Linked DNA regions of Homo sapiens: all the other regions are linked to region 1. A link is a loop called in an ENCODE intact Hi-C map of the cell type or tissue named here. Cell type or tissue: MCF 10A. All regions are shown on one strand. Links, peaks and the distances in the headings refer to the core of each region. The heading gives the core; the rest is flanking DNA.

Region 1 (10,887 bases), core at 1,677-9,676:
TGGGTGGAAGAGACCCACACTGTGCATGCCCAGCATGATCCTAATAATTTGAGTACTTCTCCCAGACCCGCAGGCATTGGTATAACCATGGGTGTGAATATAAGGCTATGTAGAACACTACTAATGAGCTGTTAGCCTATATGCTACTCCCAGTACAAAGCTCAGCATTATCCAACCTCCCAGGTGGTTTATCCAGTCGTTTGCAAACCTCAGTGTTCAGCAGAATCACCTGGAGAATTTGTTGAAACAGATCACTGAACCTTCTCCATAGTTTCTGATTGGGTAGGTGTTATGGGCTTATGTCCCACCTCCCCCAAATCTGTATGTTGAAATCCTAACTGCCAATATCTCAGAATATGACCATATTTGGAGACAGGACCTTTAAAGAGGTAGTTATATGAGGTCATGTGGGTTGGCTCTAATCCAATACGAATGGTGTCCTTACTGGAAAAGGAGTTTAGGAAACAGACATTTAAGTGCAGAGAGAAAAGGCCACGCGAGGACACAGTGAGGGGGAAGCCATCAAGAAAGGGGAGACACGGTGAGGGCGAAACCATCAGGATGGGGGAGACACAGTGAGGGGGAAGCTGTCAGGACAGGGAAGACACGGTGAGGGGGAAGCCATCAGGAGAGGGGAGACAGGGTGAGGGGGAAGCAGTCAGCACGGGGGAGACACAGTGAGGGGGAGACCATCAGGAGAGGGGAGACACGGTGAGGCGAAGCCTTCAGGTTGGGGGAGACACTGTCAGGATGCGGAAGACACGGTGAGGGCGAAGCCATCAGGACAGCGGAGACATAGTGAGGGGGAGGTTGTCTGGAGAGGGGAGACACGGTGAGGGGGAAGCAGTCAGGAGAGGGGAGACACGGTGAGGGGGAAGCAGTCAGCAAAGGGGAGACAGGGTGAGGGGGAAGCCGTCAGGAGAGGGAAGACAGGGTGATGGGGAAGCTGTCAGGACGGGCGGAGACGCGGTGAGGGAGAAGCTGTCAGGAGAGGGGAGACACGGTGATGGGGAAGCAGTCAGGAGAAGGGAGACACGGTGAGGGGGAAGCCCTCAGGAGAGGGGAGACACGGTGAGGAGGAAGCCGTCAGGAGAGGGGGGACATGGTGAGGGAGAAGCAGTCAGGAGACGGTAGAGAGGGTGAGGGGGAAGCTGTCAGGAGAGGGGACAGCCAAGGGGAGAGGCCTCAGAAGAAACTAACCCTGCTGCCATCTTGCCTTGGATTTCCAGCCTCCAGAACTATGACAAAGTAAATATCTGCTGTTTAAGTCACCCATCTGTAGTATTTCATTACGGAAGCCCTAGAAAATTAATGCAATAGGTCTTAGGTGGGACCCAATAATGTACATTTCTAACAAATTCCCATTGATGCTGATATCACTGGTCTGAAGAATTGCACTCTGAAGCCCACTGACCTATTTTTTCCAACTGAAGGAATAGCTTTCACATCCTGGACCTTTGTACGTTGCTGTGTAGATTCCTCCCTGGCTGTGCTGCACTTGAGTTTGGTCATGTCCTAGTAACATGAGGCATTAATCTTGGGATTCTGTCTGTGTTGTGTCCCACCGAGCAGTCTTGGGGATTTGTCCAACTCCCTCCGAGTCTCTGGATGTGGGATTCTCAATGGGATAATAGAAATTGTGTTCTGCTATGGAAGTGACTTCGTATTTTTTCCAAAACCTATACTTTTGATCTCAACACTAAGTAGGCTGCAATATAATGTAATATGTGGAAATGGGACCTGGGAATGGCACCATCAATAAGCTCTCTGGTTGATTCTTATATTGCTCAATGGTGAGGACCACAGCTACAAAATTTTGAAGATGAAGAAATAACCGCTATTTAAAACAATCTAGAATGACATAATTGGAGCCAACTAATTCTTGAAGTGTGAAAGGACTTAACTGCGCCAGGTACGGTGGCTCATGCCTGTAATCCTAGCACTTTGGGAGGCCAAGGCAGACAGATCATGAGTTCAAGAGATTGAGACCATCCTGGCCAACATGGTGAAACTCTGTCTTTACTAAAAATACAAAAATTAGCTGGGTGTGGTGGTGCGCACCTGTAGTCCCAGCTACTCAGGAGGCTGAGGCAGAAGAATTGCTTGAACCTGGGGGTGCAAATTGCAGTGAGCTGAGATCACGCCACTGTGCTCCAGCCTGGTGACAGAGTAAGACTCTGTCTAAGAAAAAAAAAAAAAGGACTTAACTGTATAGAAAGTAAAGAGAAAGAGATTCTAGGTTAGTAGAAGCTAGGCTGAACAAAGCAGAGAGGCAAGAAGTGCAGGATGCCTTTAAAGACCCTGCACAGATCATTTTTATTGGAAGAAGAATGGAAAGGAAGGAAATGAGGGCAGAAAACTGGGTTAAAGCAGAAGATGGCCATAAACAGAAAATAGTAATCATTTATGGCTTCAATTTACTGAGCATTTACTAAATGCTATACTCCAGGAGGACAGAATCATTCATCCCTAGAACCAAGCAAATTGTCTGGCACAAAGCAGAAGCTCAGTACAAATGGGCTCAGCGAAGAGATTCAAAGGCCTGTGTTAGTTGGTTTCATCAAAAGTTGTCTGCAGGTATTGTTATCTCCCTTTACAGGTTCACAGGGCTAATTAATTAACCCAAGTGTCAGAGGCAGATTTGAATGCAGAACTTTGTGACTCAAAGATCAGTTGCCTTCATTCATGCCATGCTCTTCCAGCTAAGGAGTCAGATTCTTATGCTGAAGGACGTGGAGAAACAGTGGAGGATTTGGAGAAAGAGAAATTGGGATTCAGGCAAGGTAGCCATTTTGGAGAAAAGATGATAAATATGGCTTTAAGGGCAAAATGCCCAAATGCTAACCCTGGAGCACCTTAGAGAAAGAAATGGCGATTATATTATTTATGAGGTGTGTCGAGAAAGGAGACATGACTTATTGGTAAGAAGGAAATTGCCAGGTCAACATTAGGCTGAAGATTTTTGAAAGAAAAACTACACATACATGTATAATTATGAAAAGCTGTAAATTGTTCCTTGTAACTTCACTTGTACGTTGAGTTCTCTAGCAAGTTGACTTTTTAAAAGTTTTCATTGCCTGACAATATTGCTTCCTTATATTTTTGCCGGAGACAATTAGTGAAAGTAAGAGCTAAATTAAGAGCAAAGGAAGAAGAGAAATAAAAAAGAAGGGGTGGGGGGGGAGAGAGGATGCCACTCTATTATGTCCGAAGAAGTACTTTAAAACTAGTTAATTTTAATTAAATTCATGAAGAAACTTGTTTTTTATTACAGCATAAAGGAAATAAGAAAATACACTTTGCAACTTAAATCTATGTTTCAGAAGATAAAATGGAAAATTAAGACAAGTAGTAAACAAAGTTTACAGCTAATGTTAAATACAGTCACCCTAAAGAACTGCAGCTGAGAGTACAGATAATTTACTTCCTGAGTACACAAACTGCATTTGCAGTTCTCTTCTCTGATTACTTAAAACAAAAGGTAAATCATTTCCATGCTGCTCCACACATCTCTCTCAAACCCTTCCAGTTTGTACTCTAAAACTCTCCACTGAATTTAAGCGCAGCTAGAGCTCAGGTGGAGTTTGCATGCACACTGGGCTGCAGAAATACTGCACCCATTTCTAACCCTCTAAGGATCAGTTTTCAAGTCAATGCATTTCTAGTAACATTTTCTCATTCACTACCTGCACCCATCCCTGTACCCAAGAGATCTAAGAGAACTGCAAGTTCTCTGTCCTGCCCAAGTACTTTCTCTTCCTTCTCACTCACTGTTAATTATTTACCATTCTTGATGCCCTTCTTTGCTTAAACAGACCAAAATTCAAATTCTTCAATCCTGTAACATTTCATGCATTTTATTAAAAAGTTATTGTAAATTTGAGGATTTCTCTCACATTTCCCAGAATGTATACAAATAAAGCATGCTTCTAAGCACCATATTTTTATGTGTGATCTATGTTATTGTGGTCAGATTTATTTATTATTTTAATTTTTTTTTGAGACCAAGACTTGTTTTGTCACCCAGGCCCAATACAGTGGTGCCATCTTGGCTCACTGCAACCTCTGCCTCCCAGGCTCAGGTGATTCTCCTGCCTCAACCTCCCGAGTAGCTGAGACTACCAGTGTGTGCCACCACACCCAGCTAATTTTTGTATTTTTAGTAGAGACGGTGTTTCGCCGTGTTGTCCAGGCTATTCTCAAGTGATTCACCAGCCTTGGCCTCCCAAAGTGCTGGGATTACGGGCATGCCTGACCATGCCAGGCCCGAGATTTATTCATTCATCAAACCTTCACTGTGTGACTGACATGGTGCTGGAGATAGTCTAGGCATTTTGGTCATAAACTTGAATAAGACTCCAGAGGTGTTCACAGTCCAAGAGGCAGACACACAAACCAACAACTGCAGAACATTGTTGACATGGCCCACACAGAAATCTGCACAGGGTATCATGGCAGCACCCACTAGAATCTATCCTCTGTGAGGATAAAGAAGTTGTCTGTTTTACGCACTGCTGGTTTTGCAATCTCCTAAAATGAGTGATGACTACTCTCTTCTGGATTGTCCTTATTATGATTCATTCAACCACAAGAGATGGAGGTTTCAGGAAACCCCCAGCCAGTTGGGCTTTACTGATCCCTGTTGCCTACACAACGCAGGGCTCAGTAATACTCAATATGAATCAGGCTGCTCCTGCTTTCTGCCTGAAGGTCAGAGGCTTGATTTTATTGAGGCCTCAGAAAAGGTTTGGTTTACTTGGTAGTTGGGGTGGAATAGAAAAGTGTGCGGAAGGGATGGAAGGCATCTCTGCCTCTAGCCAGGCTTTGCCTGCCTGAGCAGGAGACCATTTCCAGGATTATGGGCAAATTTCTTTCCTCATCAGAAACACTAACAGGCTACTTTCTATGACATTTTCTTAAAAAACAACAACAACAACAAAAAACACCGCCAAGCAAATTCAATTTAATTTGCAAACAAATAGGATTTATACACAGGAATTTGCAGATTCTACACATTCTGATTTTTGTACAACTCCAGCATCTTTTCCACAAGAGATTTTTGGTGGAGATGCCAGCAAGTCTTATAATTTTCCCATGATTATCTTATGACATCACCACACTTCCTGGTGCCTGGTGCACTGCAAGGCACCTAGACGCCCAGTAGGTGGATGATGTTGAATGACTGTGCCGAGGCTGACCATGAGCTGATATGAGTGACCGGTGCATTGGCAAGAGATTGGGGAATATTAGAAATTGGCTAGGTGACAAAGAGGGGAGTTTCATGAGCATTTCAGGAAGAGGCAGCAGCATGAGCAAGAGCTCTGAGTTGAGGCAGCATAGATGTGGAGGAAATTACAAGTAGTTTCATGGGAGAGGGATATAGAAGTTGATGAAGAGATAGACAAAGTTAGATTGCAGGAAACATCATATGTCAGATTCAATTCACTGCAGCAGATATTTATTCTGGGGTCAGACTCCATTTGGTACATATACATTAGTGGCATCCTGAAGGCCAGGAGGCAAAACATGACAATTGACAGAAATAGGAAGAGTTTCCGCATGATGAAATGACCGGTTTGTAGCCTGAGGCAGCAGGCTTTTGGAGACAAATCTCTGGACACATTTTCCTTGGCAATATGATGCCAAGAGGACAAAACTTAGGCCAAGAAATCTACCCTGTTTTCTGGAAGAGTAATGGCTGGAATATTGTTAATTTGGCATCAATTCCAGATTTAAGAATAAGGTCTGAAGCGCAGCTGCTCCATTCTATCATTTAGCTAATGGGAGCTTGAGGATTTGCCAGACATTGTTTCTGGGCCTTACACGATTTCAGAGCTGTTTTATGTTGATGCTGTGGTCATGGCCTCTAGGAAGATGCCACGCCAAAGAAGGGGAGACACAGTCCCAAGTTGTGCCTGGATGAGAAGCTGAACACCTGTTCTGAGGTCAGGCTCTCTGAGGAAGCAGTAGGAAGGACAGAGGCCAAGTTCCTCCCAGGATGCAAAAGCAGTGACTGATAGCTCCCGACAGCACACAGGCTTTTTTTGTGTTTATTCATTCATCCACTGAGCAGATATTAATTAGGTGCCAAGCATTTTTAAGGTATAGTTCTAGGCTCAGGGCTCAGGGGATGCAGCAGTGAACAAAACACAAGCAGCCTCTGATCCCGTGAGGGGAGGCTGAGAATATACAAATAAACATCAGCTACTTCAGATACAGGAAAGTTCTGTAAAGAAAACAAAGCAGGATAATGGGATAGAGAATGACCAAGAAAAAAGAAAAGATGCTATTTTACTGGCTTAAACAATTGTTGAACAGTGTTTCTTTATTACAGAATAGAAACAAAAGTGAAAATGAACAGTCTTGACCTCTCTGGATTGTAAAGGGAATTAAAAGGAATGTGTTTATGAAAGACTTAGCTATCTCTCTAAAATGCAATAAGCATCAATCATCAGTTGCTTACATTTTTACTGCCAGTTTTTAATGAGGATGAGGATATTCTAGAGGTTAAGCTCTCTTAACAGTAGTCAGGAGAACTGGCTTCAAAGCCTGTCAAATGCTCTGTGTTTGGATTCTGGTTCTACCCTGAAAACCATGTAACCTGAGTCAGTTACTTTATCTCTATGAGCTTCTGTTTTCTTACCTATAAAATGGAAAAATAATAGTACCTTCTTTAAGTTGTTGGAAGGATTATTGAGATTACACATCAAAAGTGCTTGGTTCAGTGACTGGCACAGAATAGATACTCAATATAAGTTACCTATTAACATGCTAATATTTTTGGAAAATTTTCCCAACATTAAAATCAAGCCTTCTAGGGTTATAATTGTTTCTGAATAGTAATACATGATTTTTTGTCTCTTACCATCACTTGTTGGAGGAGGTAGAGTAGAATGCTGGTTGAGAGTACAAATTGGCAGGGATGCCGTGTGTGTTAGCTATTCAGTTGCATAGTTTCTTGAAGGCGTCTCTGGTTATTATTTGAAGACAATAATAGGAAAAAAAATAGAAGTTGTATTTAGTTAAATTAACTAACCTATTCTGGTGGTAGAAAGTAGATTGTCTCAGCCGGGCGCGATGTCTCATGCCTGTAATCCTAGCACTTCGGGAGGCCGAGGCGGGTGGATCATGAGGTCAGGAGTCCAAGACCAGCCTGGCCTTGGTGAAGATAATGAAACCCCATCTCTACTAAAATACAAAAATTAGCCGGGTCTGGTGGCAGGTGCCTGTAATCCCAGCTACTCGGGAGGCTGAGGCAGAGAATTGCTTGAACCTGGAAGGCAGAGGTTGCAGTGAGCCGAGATGATGCCACTGCACTCCAGCCTGGGTGACAGAGTGAGACTCTGTCTCAAAAGAAAAAAAAAAAAAAGAAAGTAGATTGTCTCTTGCTTTATGTCTCTCTGTCCTCTGCTAGAATGTGAATCCTCATGGCAAAGAATCCTTCTTATTCGTGTGTATCTATAACACCTAAGATAGTGCCTCGCAGAGTTATGTGCTTGGAAGATAGGACTACCTGTGACAAAATTCACAGTGAAAGAGTAAAGACTATCATACTGCATCATAGAATGAAACTAAGGTTCATGACCATGGCAATACCTCTGTCCCTTTCCTTTGCAGAAGCTTTGTGGTCTGTTTCCTTTTGGGAAAACCAGGCCAAATTCATCTCTACCCTTGGTGCAGCCACTCTGCCTCTACAGCCCCTTCACCAAGGCAGCACGCCATGGTTGCTGAGCTTCCATTTAGAAGGTACATCAAGAGCATCTTTGAAGAGAATGGGCATCCCTGTATTGAATGATGACCTTAGTAACAGGAAAATTTTGATCACTCTAACTATTTACTTGACTCTAAAAACATTTATTTCCTTTAGTGCTTTAGAAAATGAAATTTCAAAGCTAATGTCTGCTCAATTTAATTAAATTCAGGACAGAAATATGAGATGGCCTTTGCCAAATGAACCAAAAAAGGATTGGTGAAGATTTAAAAAAAAAAAGAAGTATAGGCATGGCAATTGATCTATGGCTTTAAAAACATTCTGAAAATACAGTGGATTTGAAAGTGCATGTAAACACAGTCATGGAGTAAGAAATGTGTGAAAGGAGCACCGAATTAAATTCTGAAGCAAATTGATATTATTCTTCCAGATGGCAAAGGGAAAGTTGTACAAAGAAAGGAGGAAACAGATGAAACCATGAAGGACAGCATGCAATGCAATATACAAGGTAGGTATAATCACCATACCTAGCCTGATGATTATACCAAGCATATCCCTAATGAAAACTTGTTAAATAAGTGAATGAATAAGAAGCATGGCTTATAGTATTGATTATGCAAGAGATTCAATATTAAATATAACATCTTAAGGGTTTTTTAAATAATTAATAAAAGAGACTGAGTTTGGAGTAAGGATTTTAACTGTCTTAAGTCAACGTAACTAGTTAAAGGCAAAATGTCTCTTGTTTTCACACTGGATGTCTATTTGAAATTTGGCTGCATATAACGATTAAAACGAAAGATCTCACATTTTGATTCAAATTGCTGTGTGGAATCGTAGGAACAATCAACATGGATAAGCCTAGAGGCCAATACAGAATTAAGGATGAGCCACCACAACATTCTCTTTTCTCCAGAAGAGGCAGGAGAGCTCTAATTCCCAGTCTTCATTTGCACATGCTGTTATTCACAGATGAATAAAGTGTGCCACTTTGTTAGTCACCCCCTGGGTCCATAGCATGTAAGCACAGAGAGGAAATGGTCCAAGAACCATTGGCATCTAACCCATGATACATTATGTTACTAAATATCTGGCATGGAAATTGGCTAAACCTCATCAGGCAGTTGCCAAATGTCATTTAACAAAGCAGTCCCTATCCAGGACCTCTATGTGACTATACTGATAATATTGTCACTAGAGGTGACGAGACACATTCCCTAAAGAAACTCATCATTAGAAATAAACATGGCAGCTCACCAAAAAGCAAAAGCAACATGAAGAAATTAAAGAGGAGCTTTTCAGTAAACCAGTGTGTTTGTGTAGGTTGAATGTGTGTGAGTCAATGTGTTCAAATGTGAAACTCTTTATTCCATTAAGTAATAGAGATGATATATTTTTCTCTTAACTGCCTAAAGTAGTGAGTAGGCTTTGCCAACATCATAAATAAAACAAATCCTCATTCTTGCTTGGGGTCTTCAGATCACAGTATCCAAGGCTGCTTGGGTTTTAGTCCTTTCTTCTAATGATTTTGGAAAAACTGAGTGAAGATTTCTCCTCAGCCTGGCTTCTTTATAAGTAGAAATATCCCCTACTACCTTGCCACTCATGAAGTCAAATGTGAGTTTTTAAAGAGAATGTGAAGGAGTTCTTTTGATGAACTTTTTTCTTACTTTACAAAGTCTTTTTAGAGCCATCACACACACACACACACACACACACACACACACACACACACACACACTAAACTATCAGCTCTATCACCATAATACCATTTTGTACTTCCAACTTTGATTTCTTGCCTCAGCTCCAGATTTCCAAATTGCCATCTATTATTAGGCAATTCAAAATGAATGTGTCCAGTGTTGGGCTCGTTGTTGCTCTACCCTTAGAAATGTTTACCTCACTTCGACTTCTCATCATGAATGGCACAGATATGAGTCCAGTCGCAATCTAGCCAAGACCCTGAGACATTAGACTCTTCCGTATCCTTCAACTTCCACACAAGTTCTGTTACAAACTCATGTTATTGCAAATTCACCAAATTGTATACATTAAACATGTGCAGTTTTTTTATATCAATGCTTCAATAAAACTGTTTATGAAAACCAATTAGTGTTCATTTTATCTATAAAATGACTCTTCTTTCAGTGCCTTCTTGGCCAAACTGACTGTCACTGCCTTAGCCAGAAGTCAGCATTTTCTGGATAGTGGCAAAAAATACACATTGGTCTCTCTTGCTCACCCCATCTTACTGCAGTCTAATCCATCTTCCATCCTCATACTGCATGGAGCCTTCAAAATACACATCTGTTCATGTCTAGCCACTCCTGAAGACCCTCCAGTTTAACAAGAAAGGGACAGAACCTAAATGAGAAAAACTAGTGTCTCTGCTCCTAGAATTAACATATAAATATAATGCATTTCTAATTCGAACCCCAAAAAGATTTTTTGAATTGAATCAAATGATGCTGGTGTTTATAATGGAATAAAAAGACCTGCAGAAAATGTTGAAAAACAGAAAGGGATATGCCTTATCTAATACTAGAAAGTACTATACGTCTGCTATTAAACAACGTGGTATAGCAATAGGAAAAAAAAAAGATCAAAGAAACAGAACTGAGACTAGAAATAGATCAAAGAGTAGCGGTCCCCGAAATTTTTGGCACCATGGACTGGTTTTGTGGAAGACAATTTTTCCATGTTGGTTGGGGGGTGGTTTTGGGATGACTCAAGTCCATTACATTTATTGTGCACTTTGTTTCGATTATTATTACATTGCACTAGATAATGAAATAATTATACAACTCACCATAATGTAGAATCAGTAGGAGCCCTCAGCTTGTTCTGCAACTAGATGGTCCCATCTGGGGGGTGATGGGAGACAGTGACAGATCATCAGGCATTAGATTATCATAAGGAGTACACACTTAGATCCCTCAAATGCATAGTTCACAATAGGGTTCATGATCCTATGAGAATCTAATGCCGCTGCCAATCAGACAGGAGGTGGAGCTTGGGCGGTAATGCAAGTTACAGGGAGTGGCTGTAAACACAGAAGAAGCTTTGCTCATTCACCTCCACTCACCTCCTGCTATGTGGCCCTGTTCCTAACAGGCCATAGACCAGTAGCAGTCCATGTCCCAGGTGTTGGCAACCCCTGTCTTAGAACATAGAAC
Region 2 (10,887 bases), core at 1,048-9,047, 63 kb after region 1:
GTCCGTTAGTAGCTTATGCTGTTCAAACATTTAAAATGAAATAAATGCAAAAACAAACAAAATTGAGACCTCCAGAAACTTATTCTATAAAAGAGACAAAACGTTCAAGTGTCACTTCATGTAAACGCCACTCTTCATCTTTCTCTATTCATTCCCCCCACCTTTTCCCCATCATGACATTTATATTTTGTAATTTAGTTATTGTTGAACTCCCCTGCAATGTAGTATCTGTGAAGGAATCTGTTCTACTGACTTTTTTTTTTTTTTTTTTTTTTGAGACAGGGTCTTCCTCTTGTCACTCAAGCTGGTGTGCAGTGGTGCCATCTCGGCTCACTGCAATCTCCTTCTCCCAGGTCAAGCAATTCTCCAACCTCAGCCTCCAGAGTAGCTGGGACCAATGGTGTGCCAGCATGCTTGGCTAATTATTTGTATTTTGGGTAGAGATGGGATTTCACCATATTGCCCAGGCTGGTCTCGAACTCCTGAGCTAAAGCAATCCACCTGCCTTGGCCTCCAAAGTGCTGGGGTTACAGGCATGAGCCACTATGCCCAGCCTCTATTGACTTTGATAAAGTAACCCCTGGAAGATTACCCAGCATGCAACAGGCCCTCAGTAAATATTTGTGAAAAGATAAATGAGGCAGTAAGCTGAGAAATTACACTATAGAATACGGGTACAGAAGTTAATCTTGTAAGTGATTAAATTCAATTTAGCATACTTCTCTGCACAACTACTTTTAATAAGGGACTGTGCTAAGTATATGTTTGCCTCTAAGGAGCTTATAATTTTTTATTTTTTATTTTTTTGAGTCGGAGTCTCACTCTATTGCTGAGGATGGATTGCAGTGGTGCAATCTCAACTTACTGGAGCCTCCTGCCTCTCAGGCTCAAGCAATTCTTGTGTGCACGCCATGCCCAGCTAATATTTGTACTTTTAGTAGAGACAGAGTTTCACCATGTTGGTCAGGCTGGTATTGAACTCCTGAGCTGAAGTGATCTGCCCACCTTGGCCTCCCAAAGTGCTGGGATTACAGGTGTGAGCCACTGTGCCCAGCCAGGAGCTTATAATTTAAATATAGAGAAAAATATTAGTGTATGTGTATAATCAAATAATTACATGTACATAAAATACTTGCCATAAAAGAATGGACAATGTAAGTCAGAATATGCTATATTTGCTAAGGGCTTCTATGTCTGGATGTTATGAGTATGGAGTGGAACTGGGCAATTGGGTTTGAGAATTCAACCCAACTGATTTCTTTTTTTCCCCAGAGTACATAGAGTTCAGGTGGCAGTGGGCAGGTTGGTACAGAAGGGACTAGAATATGGAAAGTGAACTCTAGTAAGATTGGTTAGCAGAGTAAATACCAGTACTAAGACAGGTGAAGACAGGGAGTACAGGTACAGGTATGTGGGCACTGTAGGCCCTGGATCAAAGCCTCACATTGGCAAGTAGTCATCAGGAGAGTGTTCCTCTCCACCAAGAGATGGTTGCCTTCCAGAGCAGGGAGGGCAGCTCATACCTTGTGGTCCAGGCATTCAGACCACAGGATGAAGTGTAGTAGCAGTAACAAGGTATATCAGCCCATAACAAGGCAATGTGCCATTGAGGCTGAGGCTCAGGGCTTCTGAGGGAAGGAGAGAAAAAATCAAGGTAAGACTCTTGCTGTGGAGAACTCAAGGCTAGTGTTTCTCATGGAAAAAGTACAGATCCAAAAGGCATGGGGTGAGACTGAACCCAACCACAAGGGACAGTGATGTTTTTATAGGATCTAAGGATCCAGAAATCAACCTGTTTGTCATGTGCAGGTCAAACAGCTTTGACTGTGGTTGGACAACTTCAAGACTAGGGAGCCATGTTGATGACTAGAGTCAGGTGAACCCAGAGTGATTAGTGATCAATGAAAGAATGCCTCGTTGAGGCCTGAGGATTGTGGTTTGCTTATCCACTGCACTTCTTTCCACTTCTTCCTAATTCAGCATGTTTTCTGAAATGAGACTTTTTTTATTTTTAAAGAAGTTGATCAGCACCAAAGGACACTAATGTACCCTCAATTAGATCCTTGTTATTACAAAGTGGTGAATGGGCTGGACTGCAGAAGGGGAGTGGCTAGTGTGTGAGGGAGGCAATGCCCCACCATTAAGCATTTCTCTGTAGCTACTGATTTTTATAATATTGGAGAGCTCCCTGAGAAACAAAGCACTATGTCCATGATTGGGCCTCAGACATACACTGACATGTCATCTGTGCAATGACTCCAGGTGGAGAGAAGAAAAGTGAGGCTGCTGAGAGACATGTCACCATAAATCAGAAGGATCCCAGCTTGAGGAAACAGACCTCACCACAGGACCTGCGGGTAGAGGGGAGTGGTGGGTCTTTGTAGATCTTTGTGACTGAGATGGACATGATTGTAATAGAAAAAGACTCCATACAAACTGAAAACCCTAAGATACTGCAATAGACTGAATATTTGTGTCCCCCCAGAATTCATATGTTGGGATTCTAACCCTTAATGTGATGGTTTCAGAATGTGGGGGTCATTGAGAGATTAGGTCATGAGGGTAGAGCGCTAATGGGTGGGATTAGTGTTCTTATCAAAGAGACTCGCAAGAGCTCTCTCACCCACTTTCTGCTATGTGAGGATCGAAAGGGAAGTGGGCAGCCTACAACTCAGAAGAGAACCCTCAGCAGAACCTGACTGTGCTGGCACTCTGATCTTGGACTTCCAGCCTCCAGAACTGTGAAAAGAAAATTTATGTTGTTTATAAACCACCCAGTCTACACTTTGTTACAGAAGCCTGAATTGACTAAGATAGATAGCTCATAAACTCTGTAGTATTTTGGCCCTGAGAAAACTTGAAATGTGTGGGTGCTGTTATCCTCTTCCCTTTCAGTCTGCTTGGCTCACACAGGTGTGTTGAGATTCAGTGCCTGGAAGAATCACTGGGGACCCCCATCAGGTCAGGAACTGCTGGTTCTGCAGGGACAGCTGTGTCACAGTGCCCAGGTTTGTAAAGGGGGGTGCTGGTATCACAGATCTTGGGCTCAACTTGCCAAAAGCCAATGGTGACTATAAGAACAGTGTGACTTGGACCAGTCTGTGGCTTTTCAAGATGACTGTGCAGTGAAGGACATTGTAAGGAGCTGGAATTCATGGATGAGCCGGTGAAGGGGGGCTCAGATCCTGTGGGATTGGTTATCAATTATATGTGACCTTATGTGTACTCACGTGCTAGTGAATTGTGGCAGTCAGGTGCCATATGCAAATGTATCTGTTATAGAATAGAGTGGGATAATCACTGACTTTGGGACTACAGACCTGGATTTAAATCTGACACTTTGTGCTTCCATATAGTTTAATAAGTAGTACTTCATAGGCTTCTTGTGATGACCCCATGTCAACTACATTTAAAGGCCTAGCACAGAATAGCTCCCCATTACAAAAAGAAAACCTGCCGGGCACGGCGGCTCACGCCCGTAATCTCAGCACTCTGGGAGGCCGAAGTAGCTGGATCACCTGAGGTCAGGAGTTCAAGACCAGCCTGGCCAATATGGTGAAACCCCATCTCTACTAAAAATTCAAAATTGGCCGGGCGTGGTGGCACATGCCTGTAATCCCAGTTACTCGGGAGGCCAAGGAAGGAGAATCACTTGAACCCGGAAGACAGAGGTTGCAGTGAGCTAAGATCATGCCATAGCACTCCAGCCTAGGCAACAAGAAGAAAACTCCATCTCAAAACAAAAAAAAAAGTGTTTCTTTTTAGAAAAGGAAACCACTATATTTAGTAGCATAAAGCCAAAGGCTGCCACTCTGGAGATGTGCAGCATTGATAACAGCAATGACTTTCAAGCTTCTTTCACTTTGAAACTTTACAAAGTGAATCTCAGTTTCTTCATAAGTATAATCCAGTAATAATACCTCTGCAAAGAGTTTGTTTAGGATTAGATAGGATCATACATGCAGAGTGCTTAGCATGAATATTCTATACGTGGATCAAGGAATGGTTAAATAAATTGTGGTGGTTATTAAAATAAAACAGAACCTCTACCTCTTCAAGGTGATACAGGAGGAGGGTAGAGAAATGCTGGGTAGAGAAAGGCAGGTCCCTGGCTAGGGCCCTAGCCCCACAGACCTAGGTGAGGACAGGCACTTCTGCCTTTGTGCCCAAATGTTGCATTTTCCAAGACCACCCTGGCCCACCACACCCCTCTCTTGGGCCTATAAAAAGCTGAGACCCTAGCAAGGCAGAGATGAAAGCTGCTGGAGGGCGAGAGGAAAACATCAGTGGAAGAAGACAAGCTGCTGGACATCAAGAGGACACGGAGGGAGCATGCCGGCAGAAGAGCACACCAACAAACGCTGGCACACTGGCAGGCCATCCACCTGCAGGAGAGGCGGAGTTTGGCATGTGCCTGAGCGGCCCAACTCCAGGGGAAAACCGTCTCCCTTCTGGCTCATCCAGCAGTGAAGAGCTATTTCCACTCAATAAAACTTGGCACTCATTCTCCAAGCCCACCTGTGATCCGATTCTTCTGGTACACCAAGGCAAGAACCCAGGATACAGAATGCCCTCTGTCCTTGTGACAAGGTGTAGAGTCTAATTGAGCTGGTTAACATAAGCTGCCTATAGACAGCAAACCAAGAGAGCACCCTGTAACACAAACCCACTGGGGCTTCAGGAGCTATAAACATTCATGCCTAGACACTGCAGTGAGGTTGGAGCCCCACAGCCTGCCTGTCTCTGGGCTCCCCTAGAGTTTTGAGCAGCAGGCACTGAAGAAGCGAGCCACACCCCCATCACACACCCTGCTAGGGGAACAAGGGAACATTTCCCGTTTCAAAGGCATATAAAATGTGAATCATGTGCTTTCTGGATTCATGTAGTAAGAGAAATTTTCTGTCTCAAAACAAGTGTGTCATGCTTTTCATGACCTGGGGTGATCAAATGCTTAGAATAATAACACCAAGTAACATGACTCATCTAAGAAAAAGATATGAGATGAAACTATACTACATTATACTACATTGCAAATGCATTTCTTACCAGCCCCACCGTTCTTTTAAATATTTGAATTCCACAATATATTCAACATCTTGTGTGACTATGTTATTTGTATCAACACTGAGAATAATTCATATTTGTAGATAGAGTAAAGCTCTTTTAAAGAAGCTTCAATAAATCATCATTGCCATCACTTTTGCCTCACCCCCAGTCCCAATGCTCCTCATTTTAACCGACTTACTCCAATCTACTCAACAAAACATGCTGACTGATGTCCACACATGTAGAAGGCTAGTGTTTACTCCCAAGCATGTCCGTGTTCTTCCACTCTATTTGAGTTACACGTAAACCAAGATTCATTAGCGTATAGTACCAAAGCTGTTAGTGTTGGATGTATTTTTAGTGTAACTATATAATTGAATTGAAAGGTGTTTATACTGATAAGATATGAGTGCAAAAGAGAGTTACTATTTCTAAGAAAAATAAATGTAATGCTTTGTAACAACTAGATAAAGATGATTCGCTAAAATAAATTGTTGCCAAATCAGCTATGGGCCCAAAATATTCTAGAGGATTGAAAGTAAATTTTGTGACATGGTGGCTCATGCCTGTAATCCCAGCACTTTGGGAGGTTCAGACAGGTGGATCACTTGAGGTCACGAGTTCGAGACCAGCCTGGCCAATATGGCGAAACCCTGTCTCTACTAAAAATACAAAAATTAGCTAGATGTGGTGGTGCACACCTGTAATACCAGCTACTTGGAAGGCTGAGGCACAAGAACTACTTGAACCTGGGAGGTGGAGGTTGCAGTGAGCCAAGATTGCATCACTGCACTCCAGCGAGAGTGAAACTGTGTCTGAAAACAAACAAACAAAAATAATAGAGAATTATGTATTCAGATGGCTTTGCAAGGGTTTTGTGTTCTTGCTCCACTTAACAGAACTAAAACTAGAAATTATAGACACTTGATACTCATACACACTCAAAGGAAAGAACTTGTCCTCATTGTAAAAGAGTGACAAATAAGTTAACATTTATCTATTTTAAGTTGAGGTAAAAGATTTAAAGTGTATGTCTTATGCTTTCTAATGTAACTAGCATTTTTTTAAAATGACCAAGGTGGTATCCTCATCACATCAGACTTCCCTTGTAATACATCATATGCTTTGTTTGGATATAACTTCGGTAGCCTTCCTGTCCTGAACCAAATTAAACATTTATAATGGCACAAGGAAAGGACTTAACATGGACTTTGCCTCACTATATGTAATATAAATTAAAGCAGTGTCATCTAATATAAATGCTTTTAAACACATAGCGTAGAGCACCTTTGCCAATAGGCTAAGTAGAGTCCAGGAAATGTACATAGACAGGAGAGCTCTACACAAAAATTCCTAACCAGACTGAAGGAGTCATACCCAGTTTGTCTGTATATTTAATGGCATGCAAGGTATGCTCTACCAAGGAAAGGTCACCTTGAGAATATCTTGAAAACACATTCTCTAAAGTCTATGAAAATGAAGACCAAAAAATGGCCACAAATAATCTCATCAGTTGCCATCAGTGACTTTTTCATTATTTACATAACAAAGCCCCATTTTGAGGAACTTCATCATCATCATCATCATCATCATCATCATCATCATCATAATATAGCTTTTAGTTGTCATAAAAACATGATGGAAAATGAATATGGTTATGTTAGCGGTGGTGAATCCATACAGGTCTGCATCAGCCCCAATTCTTGCCTCCTCAGAAGAAAGAATTCAACCGAGGGGTCATAAGGCAGAGTGACAGACCAAGGCAAGTTTTAGAGCAGGAGTGAAAGTTTATTAAAACGTTTTAGGGCAGGGATGAAAGGAAGCTAAGTACACTTGGAAGAGGGCCAAGCAGGTGGCTTGGGAGATCAAGTGCACAGTTTGACCTCTGACTTGGGGTTTTATATGTTGGCATACTTCTGGGGTCTTGTTTCCTTTCTCCCCTGATTCTTGCCTTGGGGTGGGCTGTCTGCATGCACAGTGGCCTGCTAGCACTTGGGAGGGGCCCTATGCACAGTGTGTTTACTGGAGTTGTATGCATACTCACTTGAGGCGTTCTTCCCTTACCAGCTGAATGTTCCTACGAGGAACAGTTCAACTCCGTCACTTTACCTCTTAATGTGCATGCTTGAGCCCACTCGCCCAACTCCTGAGATCTTATCAGGAACCTATTGACCATCAGTTTCAGGTTTTTCTACTGGGAGACTGCCTTTCCCTCGCACTAGCAGTGACCAATTATTATTTTAGAGAAGCAGTGTAATAACTGCTTGGCCATCACCTGATGGTTGCCTGATATTCCTAGGGAGGCAGAGGCTCTCCTGCCCCGCTCATGCCTGACTCGCTATCTACTGTAACAGTTATGGTATATCAATAATTAGTTAATCTACTTTCCAAAACACTTTCATCTTCACTGAATTCTTTGTTAAAGGTGTTGAAGTTATTTGGTATTCTTCAGAATTTTCATGATTGCAGAATAATTGCTAAAAGATATGTAGTGAATATGCCTTATTGCTTCTTTACAGCTAAGCCTTCTCTTGCCTTCACAAGAAGTTGTAGCAGAAAGTTTCTGGGAAGACCCCAGTTCATATTTCTACCATTTAGTGTACCTGGCATTCACACTATTAGAAGGGTTAAACTGGAGGTCATTATTAAAAGAATTCTCGGTCGGGTGCGGTGGCTCACTCCTGTAATCCCAGCACTTTGGGAGGCTGAGGCAGGCAGATCACTTGAAGTTAGGAGTTCAAGACCAGCCTGGCCAACATAGTGAAACCCCATCTCTACTAAAAGTACAAAAAAAAAAAATTAGCCAGGCATGGTGGCACATGGCCGTAATCCCAGCTACTCAGGAGGCTGAGGCACAAGAATCACTTGAACCTGGGAGGCAGAAGTTGCAGTGAGCTGAGATCCCACAACTGCACTCCAGCCTGTATGACAGAGAGAGACTTTGTCTCAAAAAAAAAGAATTGTCAAATTTTACTTTGAGCTGCTGTGAGTTTCAATAGGGGAAGCCCTTTTATCCCAACTGTGTTCAATCATGTCCCAGTTTTCTGAAAACTAGGAATGTGCTTTTGTGGTTTAAAGAGTTAATTCACAGAAGAGCTTGCACATCTAGTGAAAGAAGATGCCCTCAGTCTGCTCATCATACCCCATGGGGTGTTCCAATATTGCTGGTATCACTAAAATGAGATCATATGGGAAGATTTCATGAGAAGATACATTCATTTATTTAAAACATATTTATTAAGTGCCTACTATGTTTCAACTATTGTGTTAGGCACTGAGAATATGAGGATGAACAAAGCTATGGACAGTCTACTTTCATGGAGCCCACAGTCTGCTGTGGGAGACAGACATCTATCAAACAATATCACTGTGAAATTTCAATTACAACCTGAGGTGAAGTCTTGAAAGTAAAGGGAAATGACTCTTGAAAGCAATTGACAATAGAACCAAATCTATCAGAGTATGATGAAGGCTTTCCTTAGCAAGTAACATCTGAGCTGACATTTAAAAGATGGGAGAGAGTTAATTAGGTGAAAAAAGGAAGGCAAAAGAGGAAGACTTCTGAACCAATAGCTTGCAAACCTTCTTGTAACCACAAATATATACCAAATATTTTAAATTATCATACCCATGCAAACATATACATATATAAAATTTAAACAAAACTTTCTAACAATGACACTATAGCCCTTACTACCTGCAATCCACACTAATTTTTTCTATTCCTTTCAATTTCATTTTTAAAATTTAGTTATGATTTATTAATCTGCAGTTAAACTGTAATAATGGTATTCAACTTCCACTTTACTATCAGGAACAAAAACCTTAAAACACACACTATCTCATGCAAGCACACTCTCTCTCTCTCTCTCTGATATAGCAGTGTTCTCACAGGTGACCAAAGAAGTCTCCATGGATATCCCATGGATATCATATTTGTTGAATATGAAACAAATAAGAAACACAAAACTAATTACATAAGCCCATGCCAGGATAATAAGGAGCAGCCCGTAGGCAAGTGACAGGAATGGGTGCCTGGAAAGGGCAGGGTTACCCCAGGCTCAAAGCATTTCTTTGAGGTTGCTCAAAGCATTTCTTCTCTCTGCAAACTGGTCTTTAGGTCATCTGCAATATGCATGAAGGTATCCTGGGGATAGGTGTTGGTTTGAAGTCCTTCTTTTGACAGGAAAAAATTCTCTCTGGAGGAATTCTTTCCAATTCCCAACTTAGAAACTCAGTACTCCCAATAACTAAAATCAAGTATTAATACACAATTAAATATCACCAAATGCAAACTACAGGTTGGGAGAAAATTTTTGCAATCTATGCATCTGACAAAGGTCTAGTACCCAGAATCTACAAGGAACTTGAACAAATTTATAAGAAAAAAAAACAAACCCAATAAAAAGTGGGCAAAGGACATGAACAGACACTTCTCAAAAGAAGACATTCATGCAGCCAACAAACAAAAAAAGCTCAACATCACTAATCATTAGAGAAATGCAAATCAAAACCATAATGAGATACCATCTCCTGCCATTCAGAATGGCAATTATCAAAAAGTGTAGAAACAACGGATGCTGGCGAGGTTGTGGAGAAATAGGAATGCTTTTACACTGCTGGTGGGAAGGTAAATTAGTTCAACCATTGTGGAAGACAGTGTGAGGATTCCTCAAAGATCTAGAACCAGAAATGCCATTTGACCCAGCAATCCCATTACTGGGTATATACCCAAAGGAATATAAATCATTCTATTATAAAGATACATGCACACGTATATTCATTGCAGCACCATTCACAATAGCAAAGACATGGAATAAACCAAAATGCCAATCAATGATAGACTGGATAAAGAAAATGTGGTACATACACACCATGGAATACTATGCAGCCATAAAAAGGAATGAGATAATGTCCTTTGCATGTACATGGGTAGAGCTGGAAGCCATTATCCTCAGCAAACTAATTCAGGAACAGAAAACCAAACCCTGCATGTTCTCACTTATAAGTGGGAGCTGAACAATGAGGACACATGGACACAGGGAGGGGAACAACACACACTGGGGCATCTTGTGGGGTGGGTGAGGGGAGGGAGAGCATTAGGAAAAATAGCTAATGCATGCTGGGCTTAATACCTAGGTGATGTGTTGATAGGTGTAGCAAACCACCATGGCACACATTTACCTATGCAACAAACCTGTACATCCTACACATGTACCCCAGAACTTAAAACAAAAATAAAAATAAATATCACCAAATGTACAAAAAAGCCACAATAAGAGAGAATCACTCAAATGTTCAAAATACCATATTTAAATGATCAAGTACTGAGATTTGAAACAACTAGGTGCAGAATACAGAAGAGCTGTGTATTTCATGCTTAAAAAAATAAGGAATATGATGATAAACGGACCAATGAAGCAAAAATAATCCAGGAATAATCATGCATTTGAGGAAAAATGGTGTTTCATAGAATAAAAAGATACTTGTTGAAATAATATCTACATCCATCAACCTAATAACATAGTAGATTTAGCTGAAGAGAGACTACATGAGTTGAAATATATATCATTAGAAATTATCCAGAATGCAATATAGAGAGATAAGGATGTAGAAAATGAGAGACATTAAGAGATATAGAGGCTAGAATAAGAAACTCAAAAATACATCTAGTGAAAAGCCCAAAATTAAAGATTAAAGAAAGTGGAGAAGCGACATTTAATTTGATAATGGATCTAAATTTTCAAAGCTTAAAAAGAATCTGTATGGATCTAGAAAACACAACATACACTAAGCAGGATATATGGCAATAACAATAACAATAAAAATTCACAGCTAGAA
Region 3 (10,887 bases), core at 2,025-10,024, 190 kb before region 1:
ACACACTCAAGGAATAGCCAGGAGTCAGGGTGGAGGGAGTTGGGGAGAAGGGAGAGGAGGAGACGAGAACAGAGAGGGAGTAGGGACCAGGTCTTTGCAGATCCTTGCAAGAATTTTGGCACTGTGACCTGATTATATTCATGTTCTTGAGGATCACTCTAGTAATGATCCAGAATAGATTTTAAGGAGGCAAGAGTGGAAACAGGGGCAACAGTTAGGAAGCTATTGTTATTTGAGCTAGGAACAATGATGACTTATTCCAGGGTGGTAGCGAAGGGATGGATGTATTTTGAGGGTAGAGCCTATAGTATTTTCTGATAGACTGGTAGGATAGGAAACATATGGGAAATATAACAGAAAGAGGAAATTCAAGGATGATGTAAAGATTTTGTGGCCTAAATGACTGGAATTATAAAGTTTTCCCTCTACCGAGTGAAGAAGATTGCGGTAGAGCAGGTTTGTGGTAAGATCATGAGTTCCGCTTTGAACATGCCACGTTTAAGGGTCTGTTGGACATCCCAGTAATGATGTTGAGCAGGCAACTGGGAACACGAGTCTGGACTCAGAGGAGAGGCCCAAGCTGGGAGATTTGTGTTTGTGAGTCATCAGTACATAAATGGCATTTAATCAAGGAAGTGAGCTTAGATGGAGGGGCAAGGCAGACCAAGTACTGAGTGGCTAGGACTTTCCAAAATGAAGAGTTTGAGAAAACGAGGAGGACTCATTAAAGGATACCAACAGAAACTGCCAGCGAAGTAAGAGTAACACTGGGAGAGTGGTGTCCTGAGAGCCAAGAGAAGGCATCCACGTCTATTGGGATAGAGAGACGACTGCACCAAATACTGCAGACAGGTGAAGTGAAGTGAGAACTGAGAAGTGACCACTGGACTTAGCAATGTGGCGGTCATCAGTATCCATGACAACAACAGTTTTGTTGGTATGATGTGGGGGTTGGGGGGTGAGGAGAAGCCTGATTGGAATGGGTTTAAGAGAGAGTAAGTAAACAGAAATTGGAGGTAATAACAACTCTTTTTAGGAGTTTTGCTATATATGGTACAAAGAAATGGAAAGGTAACTGGTAGAGGAAGTGGGAATAAGAGAAGATTGTCTTTGTTTTTATTGAACATTTTAAGTGAAGTATAACAAGCATACAGAATGTACAAAAAGCCTAGGTAAAATGTGAAATGTTTTTACAAGGTCAATACTACCCAAAACAGGAAATAGAATAGTACCAGCACCCTGGAAGAGAAGACTCCCTTTTGCCCCCTCCCAGGCACTGTGCACCCAAAAGTAACCAGTGTTTTGACTTTTGACACCGCAAATTTGTTTTTTCACTTTTTGAGCTTTATATTAATGAATTTAACGTGTGCACTTTTGTGTCTGGCTTCTTTCTCTAACATGTTTATGAGATTCACCTGTGCTGTTGTATGCAGGAAGAGCTAATTTATTCTAACTTCTATACAGTATTTAACTGTGTGTTATACCACTTTGTGACTTAAGTTTCATTCTCTGGATCTAATTTAATGAACAGAACTTATTAATTTTAATGTAGTAACATTTGTTAATCTTATCCTTCATAGTGTGTGATTTTGGTATCCTATTTAAGAAAGTTTGCATATGCCAAAATTGTGATGATATTCTTCTATGTTAACTGCTAGAAGTTTTGTTGATTTGTCTTTCATATTTAGATCTACAATGCTGCTGGAATTAATATACACGTATGGTGTGAAGTAAAGTGCAAGATTCATTTTTTTCTTAGTTGGTGGCACTGTAATTGGAAAAAAGTCTTTTCCAATTATAGTGTAACCCTTTCCGTTTTATAAATCATGTGACTGGATATATGTGGATATCTAGACTTTCTATCCTACTCAGTTTGTGGGTTTGTCTATATTTTGGCCATTTACAAAGCTAATTACCTTAGCTTTCTATTAAGCCTTGATATCTGACTGTGTAAGTCCAACTTAGTCCATTTTTGTTCAAGTTTGTCTTGACTGTTTATGGATGTTTTCATTTCCATATAAATTTAATAAATAACTTGTCAACTTCAAATATTAAAATGTCATCATGTTGATTGTAATTTTTTTAAATCTGCAGAGATCAATATGAGAAACAACTGGCATTTTGATAGTACATCTTCCACTTTATGAATCAGTGCTCCAATCTATGAACATAGTATATCCCTCCATTTTCTTTAGGCCTTCTGCAGTTTGGCTCAGCCTGTTTTACAGTTTTTTGTGTAAAGGTCTTGCATTTCTTTGGTTTTATTTATTCCAAGTATTTTATTTATGCTATTGTTTACTAATGCTATTGTAAACGGTATCTTTCTAAAACTTGTTATTTTCTACTTGTTTATTGTTTTTTTACAGAAGCAGAATTGATTAATTTTGTGTGTGTGTATATTAACCATGCATCCAGCAACATGGATGAATTTACTTCTTAACTTAAAAAATTTATCTATAGATTTTTATGGACATTCCACATATATAGTCACGTTATCTATATATGACACATATTTTTTCCTTTTTAATCTTTATATATTTTATTTCCATTTCTTGACTTATTTCACTGGATAAGATCTGCAATATAATATTGCATAAAGCTTTGATGAGGCTAGGCACAATGGCTTATGCTTGTAATCCCAGCACTTTGGGAGGGTGAGGCAAGTGGATCACTTGAGGTCAGGAGTTCGAGCCAGCCTAGCCAACATGGTGAAATCTCGTCTCTAGTAAATATACAAAAAAAAAAAAAAAAAAAAAAGCGAGGTGTAGTGGTGCACACTTGTAGTCCCAGCTACTCTGGAGGCTGAGGCAGGAGAATTGCTTGAACCCAGGAGGTGGAGGTTGCAGTAAGCTAAGATTGTGCCACTGCACTCCAGCCTGGGCATCTGAGTGAGACTCTATCTCAAAAACAAAACAAAACAAAACAAAACAAAACAACAACTGTGATGGAAGTATTCTTACCTCATTTCTGATCTCAGATTAGAGGACCATTAAGTGTGATATTTTCTACGAAGTTTTGTGGATATTCTTTACTGAATTAAGGAAGTTCACTTTTTTAATTTGTTATAAGTTTTGTTTGTCTTTTAATCATGAACAGGTATCCAGTTTTAACAAAAGTCCTTTCTCCATTTTTGAAATGATTCATTTCATTTCTTTATTTTCTTAATGTGAAGAATTATGTTGATAGATTTTTAATAGTTAAACTGTTTTTGCAACCGCGGAACAAGTTCACCTTGGTTGGGTTATATTACCCCTTTTGTATCTTGCTAGAATCAATTTGATAGTATTTTGTCTGAGAGATTTACCTATATATGCTCATAAATGGTGTTGGCCTGTTATTTTCCTTTCTCCTGGCAATGCCAAGGCCAGCTGATAATACCATGTTATCTCCTGACTCTCAGGAGCTGCTTTTTCTTTTCTTAGTCCCATTTTAGACCAAAGGTAAGCAATATTAGACCACAGGGCATTAGTCTAGGATATACAGCATTTTACCATTGCTATGATTTTGCTGATCAGGAGGTTGTCCAGCGAATGTTGCCTGTAGTTGGGGGAAGGTTAATGTCTTCTGTTCTTTTTGTTACAGGATGAGTTATTCAAACCTCTGGTGTAACAAGGGCTGTAAAGTAGCATTTAAGAATCTGAAAGAGATGCATCAGCCAGCTGCAACCCAGTGAGTGTGAGAAACCAAAGGGCCACCCACTCTGTTATTAGACCCTGAAGCAGAGGCCTCAGTTATCATCCCAGGATGTCCCAAAGTTCAGCTGGCCTTTTCTAGAGACCTGGATGCTTTTCTCCTTTATCCTGGTCCTGAACCGTTCAATGTGACCTCTAGAATTTATAAAGGCACAGCAAAAAGTGTTTGCTAAAACATAAACTTTCCCTTGGGTTATGAATTTAAATTTAAACTAGCTTAGAGCAGAAATCATGCTTTCTTAAGAAGTAGTGACAGAGGGTCACAGATTCTACTGGGAACCACAGAAATAAGACATTGACCCCTTAAGGTGGGCAGGCTCATTAAATAGAATTATATAATTTCTGCAAAGCAGGCTGGAATGTCTCTGAAGAAAACAAACTGACCATTGTAGCAAGGATAGCCTCAGGAAATTTCAAAGTCTATTAACTTCAAATCATACCTATTATTAGTATAAATACTTGCTATTTTATCTTTGGTCAGTCAGCATGCCCAGGCAAAGGCAATTAATCGAACTGTTTGAACTATGTTACTTTCTGGGAGAAGCTAATATGTTAAGGGTAAACACACATCTGTGCTAATGTAGCCTAGTATGCAATTTTTACTTTTTCTTTTTAAGTAGAAACCATCATCATCAAACAAAATTTAATCAGCATTATTCAAAGAAGTCTCTCTGTGCAGGAGAGGTAAGTTCCTGCTCCTTAGGGTGAGGGAAGAGAAAGACTGGCTATAGAGTGTTGCAGTAACGAGTAGTGATGTGTGAAGAGAAATGAACAATATTTCATAGGAGGTCAAGAAACGAGCTGTATAAATGGCTGAGTGTTTGCAGTCAGCAGGACAATCAGAAAATCTGTATAGAACTGAGAAATACTACTGATAATAGTTTGGATATTTGACCCGCCCTAATCTCATGTTGAAATGTAATCCCTAAAATTGGAGATGGGGCCTAGTGGGAGGTGATTGGATTAGAGGGGGGGGATTTCTCATAAATGGTTTGGCACCATCCCCGATGCTGTCCTCATGATAGTGATAGAGTACTCATGAGATCTGGTTGTTTAAAAGTGTGTGGCACTTCCCTTCTTCTCTCTCGCTTCTGCTTTCACCATATGACTTGTCTGCTTCTCCTTCCGCCATGATTGTAAGTTCCCTGAGGCCTCCCTAGAAGCAGAAGCTGCTATGCTTCCTGCACAGCCTGCAGAACCGTAAGATAATTAAACCTCTTTTCTTTACAAATAACCCAGTCTCAGGTGTTTCTGTATAGCAATACAAGAACGGCCTAATACAGTTACATTTTGTGGAAACCCTAGGACTAAATCCACTGAGTTAAATTTTAAAAAACAAATACACTTTGCTATTGCTGCTATAGCTTTTAGATAAGGAGGAGATGCCTTGGTTGCTGGTCCTAACGAGAGATTTAAAGAAGCAAAAAGGGCTGAGTATGGTGGCTCAGGCCTATAATCCCAGCATTTTGGGAGGCCGAGGTAGGCAGATCACTTGAGCTCAGAAGTTCGAGACCAGCCTGGCCAATATGGCGAAACCCCCGTCTCTACTAAAAATAGAAAAAATAGCTGGGCGTGGTGGCGCCTGAGGCTGAGGCAGGAGAGTCGCTTGAACCTGGGAGGTGGAAGTTGCAGTGAGCCGAGATTGCACCACTGCATTCCAGCCTGGGTGACACAGCGAGACTCCATCTCAAAACAAAAACAAAAAAACAAACAAAACGGAAGCAAAAAGACCTCTGATGATTCCTTGTAAATGACTCAGTACCTCCAGTGCTTGTTCAGACTTTCCATGAACAAAAGAGAAAATGATTTGTGAGTCTAAATTCCTTTAGTAAAAATCTTTTCATAGACAGTTATTGTTACAGTCTTTGTGCTTCAACAGGAGCTTGATGTTTTTTAACTTAAAAAGTATATAATCATAAAAAGATGTTTGTTAGTATATATGTGTTATGTATAATTAATCTAGGAAGATAATTCTCATTTTGCTTTGTCAGTTATTTTGAATTATCATAAGTTTGGTAAAGAAAAGACATTGCAAAAGAGTTTTGAATTACTGATGTGCTTTGACTGTGTCCCCACCCAAATATCATTTCAAATTGTAATCCGAATTGTAATCCCCACATGTTGAGGGAGAGACCCGGTGAGAGGTGATCAGATTATGAGGGCAGTTTCCCTCATGCTGTTTTTGTGATAGTGAGTGAGTTCTCACGAGATCTGACTGTTTGATAAGTGTCTGGTGCTTCCTCCCTCTCTCTCTCCTGTCGCCTTGTGAAGAAGGTACCTGCTTCCCCTTCACCTTCTGACATGATTATAAGTTTCATGAGGCCTCCACAGCCATGCAGAACTGAGTTAATTAAACCTATTTTGTTTATAAATTACCCAGTCTCAGGTAGCATCTTTATAACAGTATGAAAACAGACCAAGTATCTTACTTAAAATTTAGGGAATTTTATTCAAACCCAATTATTTCTATTGCCTTTTCTTTTGTAGGGTAAACAAATAGATCTTAGTGTTACCTAATGTCCATTTTAAGAAACCCAAAGACAATTGAGGTATGAAAGACATCTTAATGGCTTTATTATTCTGAATTTGAGGCTTGAATTTAGGAAAGGCAAAATAAAAAATAATTGCTGAAGAAGATAAACATCCTACAAATGTCATAAGTATCTAAAGAAAAACAGGTTTGTAGGCAACATTATAAAAATATACAGCAATAACATTAACAATGATAAGGAATATAGTTTTGTTTCCAAAAGCAAGGACTATTTTTAAAAATGACTAAAGACTATATCAAAAAGTACCCAAAATTAACAGATTCTGCAGAATCTCTACCAATCTGGGCATAAAATAACTTAGTCATTTTACAGAAAAAAAAATACCCAAATTCTAATGTTATTAGTTTTGTGCATTATTAGTATAATAATTTATTAATCACTGTTTACATGTGTGTGAAGTTTGACATACACAGATATATAAATGTAGAGATTTATTGCCTACTTAGGTAATAATTTAAAGCATTTAACTATGGCTAAAAAAGAGAAATACAGTTCCTAACAGCTGGGAGATAATTATAGTTTTTTAACTTTTGAGTTCTTTCTTTCCTTCTTTAGTGATTTTCTTAAAGACTCTAATCCTTCCTCCAGATGCCACCTGCCCCCACCTGGCCCCAAGTTGAATTCTTTGGCCTCAGTCCTTATCTTCTTTGTACTTGAAGCCACAGTCATGGTGCCCCCCAGCCCTAGTTTTCATTTGAAGGGCTTGTTACACCCATAGCCCCTGTTGAGGGAAGGGCCCTAGGCAGGCATTTGCTCTGTCATGGGCAACCACCAAGTAGTTACTAAGTCTTAGAAGACAGACAGAAAGTGATGGGCACCCATCCCAACGGCAGCCAAGCCAAAGCATGGCCTGTGACTTTTGAGGTGATCTATGAATAGCTCATCCTAAAGAGGAGAAAGCAGGTTTAATCAAATCTTCACTCTCAAAAATTCAAACTGATAAGAACAAAAATAATCTAGCAGTGTGTCGCCATGGCTGAGGTTGCAAGGATTCATGAAAGTTAGAGCCCATTTTACAGAAACTGAAGCCAGAGAGGCTATGTCACTTGCCTAAGGTCGACTAGCTAACCTGAACACTGCTTTACACAACACTTCATGGCCACTGAAGAGTCACAGGACAAGGGGTAAGGAAGCCACTCAATAGTGGCAAGACACCAGGAGCCATCCTCATAGAAGCAGAGATGCCGCATTAATGCTGGGTAAAGCTTCGAGGGAGAATCCCCAGACTCTAGCTGAAACCCTAAAGCTCTTCCATCCTTATCCAGTCTCCAGGAATCTCAGCGATTGCAGGGTTCTTGCTTTGGGACCTGGATGAGCTCTCCATCTTCCTTATTGCCATGTGGACCCTAATATTAACTCCCCACTATTACTTGAGCTAACATGAAGACATTATTTTTCTTTTCCCAAAATTTTTATTTTGATATCAACCACTTACCAAACCATCAAGAAAGATAATATTTCAAAGAAAAAACAAAAACAAAAACCAAGAAACAGGGATATAGGTATCAAACCACAATTATCCCCCAAAACACTGCTGTTGCAAAAAGGATAGAAAGCCAAAATCCCATAGACTATTAGAGAATACCTTTAAAAACAAGCAAAAATATTTTGTAAAGGTATGGTTTTCACTACAGTGTGTGGACAGGTTCAAACAGTGGATAATCAAAGAAAATTCATCTTGTTTGGCCTGGGAATACAGTAAGCTTTCTTCTATTCCAGCTGAAGAAATAAAAACAAACCAACATGAGCTTCTGAAGTTAATATTGAAATTGTCTTTACCAACTGAAGGTAGCATGAGAATAAAGGCAGAGAAAGTGAACAAATAGCAAAGACAAGTAGTCTTGAAATTCAGTCTCTACCTATAATCAATAAGCTTGTCTAACACAGCCTTCCTACAGCCTTATCCTGGGCTTCACATCCCTCCTCCAAACTTAGAAATACCTGAATTTAGAATGCACATCTCAACCCTCTTGTCTTGTTTCACCTTTCTCTATGAGTTCTTTACTCAGGGGTAAGGGCTCACAGTGCAGAGGGAAGTGTTATTTATTATTCCAGCTACTGTTAAGATAAAGTGAACCAAGCTCATCAACAGAAAGAATGCCTACAGAAATCAGAACTTAATAACTCCAACTGGGTGCTTTGAAAAGACATTTCCAACAGGATATTTAGTTTTGCTAAGAGAGCAGCAATCATTTTAAATAATGATGTCCAGGGCTGACTTTTTGCTGGTTCACCTGGGTTCCTACTCGCCAGTTGTCTATTATGGCTGGCAGCTTTTCTGGTTGGTCAGTACTACTGCTCAACCGATAGGTTCATATTCTGAATATCACTCTTGGTTATGTCATGGTTTCTGTACCTATTATGTGAAAGGAGTCCTAGAAAAAGATTCACCTGTGTAGACAGACTTGTATACATAAGTAGACATTCACATATTGTTGATAAGCATTGGCTAATTATTTTACTAATGAACTCATTCAATAGCCAGAGTTTCAGTTCCTACAATATTGTTTTCCCTTCCTCTCTTAGCAGAGATGGACAAGAAAAATGTATTTCCTGTACTTCTTGTTTGTTTCTCAAGGCTTGCTTACATTTCTCTGCTTTATCTCCCACTAGTCTCCTGTGGTTTGGCTGGACTGGTCTACTTGGTAGATTCCCAGTCTGCCTGAAAATTGACTTGCCCTGGTGCCTTTGGCTGTGTCTGACCTTTAAAGGCTTCCATGCTCTCCCAGAATAACATGGTAATTATTCTCAAAAACCAATGCCAAGCCTACCTCCTCTTGAGGCCTTCCCTAGAACACCAACTAAAATCAGTACTTTCTCTTAGTTTTCTAGTACTTAGTAGCTTCACTAATACTCAGTGATGATTTATTGCTTGAAAATATTGTAGCTTATTATATAATTGCATGGATAGGTATTTTTATGTGCTTATATGTGATCTAGCCATTTAAAGTGCAAACTCTTTGAAATTTAAAATTGTAAAATGGACCCCAACACTTAGCATATCAGCTGTGAACTGTGCAGAATAGATGGAGTTTTGTCCTAAGCTTGCGAGAGACATTAGGTATAGAGTGTTTTCCCTAGCAGTCAGCTAAATCGTGAGCTTGGAGCTCAAAATGCAAGACTTGGAGGGCTCATACAGTTAAATTTTGTCAAGATCAATGCTGCAACTTCCACATTTGCATTCCCTTTTCCTTTCCACAAGTCACAGAAAATGTAGAAAGGCGGTAGGTATGGGAGAGGAGGAAGAAGTTGGAAAATTATCCAATACCAGGAACCCCTTAGGGTGGCGTTATGGGGACGTCACAGGAATGTGAGAGGACAGGAGGGAAAGCAGGGAAAGGCATCACCAAAAAAGTGATGGGAGCATGCCTCCTTTATAATTTTGCAAAGCCTTCTTGATTTTGTGCCTTAAAAATGAAATATTTCATAACAAAACCTAATTAATGTTTGAATTATGACCTGACCTAGGTACAAAACTATGGTAGGCAGAATAATGCCCTCCTGCAAAGAAGTCCATGTCCTAATCCTTAGCCCCTGTGAATATGTTATCTTATGTGGAAAAGAGACTTTGCAGATGTGATCAAGTTGAGGATGTTGAGATGGGGAGATTATCTTGGGTCATCTAGTTGGTCTTAATGTCATCACAAAGGTCTTTATAAGTGAAAGTGGGACAGAGTCAGGAGGACATGTGCTGCTGGTTTTGAAGGTGTAGAAAGGGGCTATAAGTGGAGAAATGCAGAGAGCCTCTAGAAAAGGCTAGAAAATGCAAGGGAACAAATTCTCCCCAAGAGACTCCAGTAAGGAATAGTTTATTTTACCCTGGTACCATGACAGGCTTCTAACCTACAGAACTTTATAACAAAAAATGTGCACTGTTGTAAGCAGCCAAGTGTGGTTATTTGTTACAGTACCCACAGAAAACTTATAAAACAGCAAATGCAGTGCCTCAAGCACTTTATGGGAAGACCTAAGTGGGACACCCAACATAAACTGGGGAGCTCAGGGAACGTTTCCCTATACACAGGAAATAAATGGAGAAGGAGTTTCCAGGTCAAAGAGGAGGAGAAAGAACATTCTAGTCTAGGAGTTGGGGGTGGGGGTGAGACAAGAGCAACAAAAGGAATAAGGTAAGAAACGAGAGTTGGTTTGGAACACTACAAATCATCCAGCCTTGTTGAAAAACAATGTGGCAAGAGATGAAGCAGGAGGGGTGGATGGGGGAGAGCAAAGCAACTTCTCTCCCTGGAGAAGTGTTTAGGCTTTTAATAAGAGCTCATGGGGAGACAATGAAATGTTTTAAAGAATGGTGTGTGTTTGTGTGTGTGTATGCGCACGTGTTAGAGGCTGGAAATGACAGTAAAATTTGCATTTAAAATTGCACTAAATATATGTATGTGTGTATAGACACACACATGTATTTTAAATGCAAATTTAAAATAATATTAAAATAAAATAATTTTAATACATTTTAAATGCAAATTTTAAATAAAATAAAATTGCACTAAGTACACGCACACGTGTGTGCGCGCACACACACACACAACTTTCCCTTTCAGCAAATAATCCCTGAACAGAAATAAACAAGAGCGATTTCAAATATGAGCCTGGGTCCAAATGCCACAAGCCACAGGCTCTGAATGTCA

Evidence for each region. Peaks named below come from ENCODE experiments on the same cell type or tissue, not always from the same donor. Only the 100,000 strongest peaks of a DNase experiment are listed, where the experiment ranks them.
Region 2: a loop joins it to region 1, with 7 times the contacts of the local background. A loop is called at or near these places in 2 of 110 quality-filtered maps.
Region 3: a loop joins it to region 1, with 13 times the contacts of the local background. A loop is called at or near these places in 4 of 110 quality-filtered maps.

What each region holds. Positions count from the first base shown.
Region 1 is chr18:54,770,157-54,781,043 of GRCh38, reverse strand. It overlaps a transcript of RAB27B not described here. Among named protein-coding and RNA genes, the nearest start is that of RAB27B, 53 kb to the left of the region's middle. In MCF 10A, for the core only: a CTCF peak has its summit at 5,141; DNase peaks (open chromatin) are centred at 4,593, 5,163 and 5,583.
Region 2 is chr18:54,706,477-54,717,363 of GRCh38, reverse strand. No RefSeq gene overlaps it. Among named protein-coding and RNA genes, the nearest start is that of RAB27B, 120 kb to the left of the region's middle. RefSeq lists a silencer at 4,732-5,026. In MCF 10A, for the core only: no CTCF peak of the experiment used is centred there; a DNase peak (open chromatin) is centred at 4,863.
Region 3 is chr18:54,962,929-54,973,815 of GRCh38, reverse strand. No RefSeq gene overlaps it. Among named protein-coding and RNA genes, the nearest start is that of CCDC68, 8.9 kb to the right of the region's middle. RefSeq lists an enhancer at 4,677-5,876. In MCF 10A, for the core only: no CTCF peak of the experiment used is centred there; a DNase peak (open chromatin) is centred at 5,425.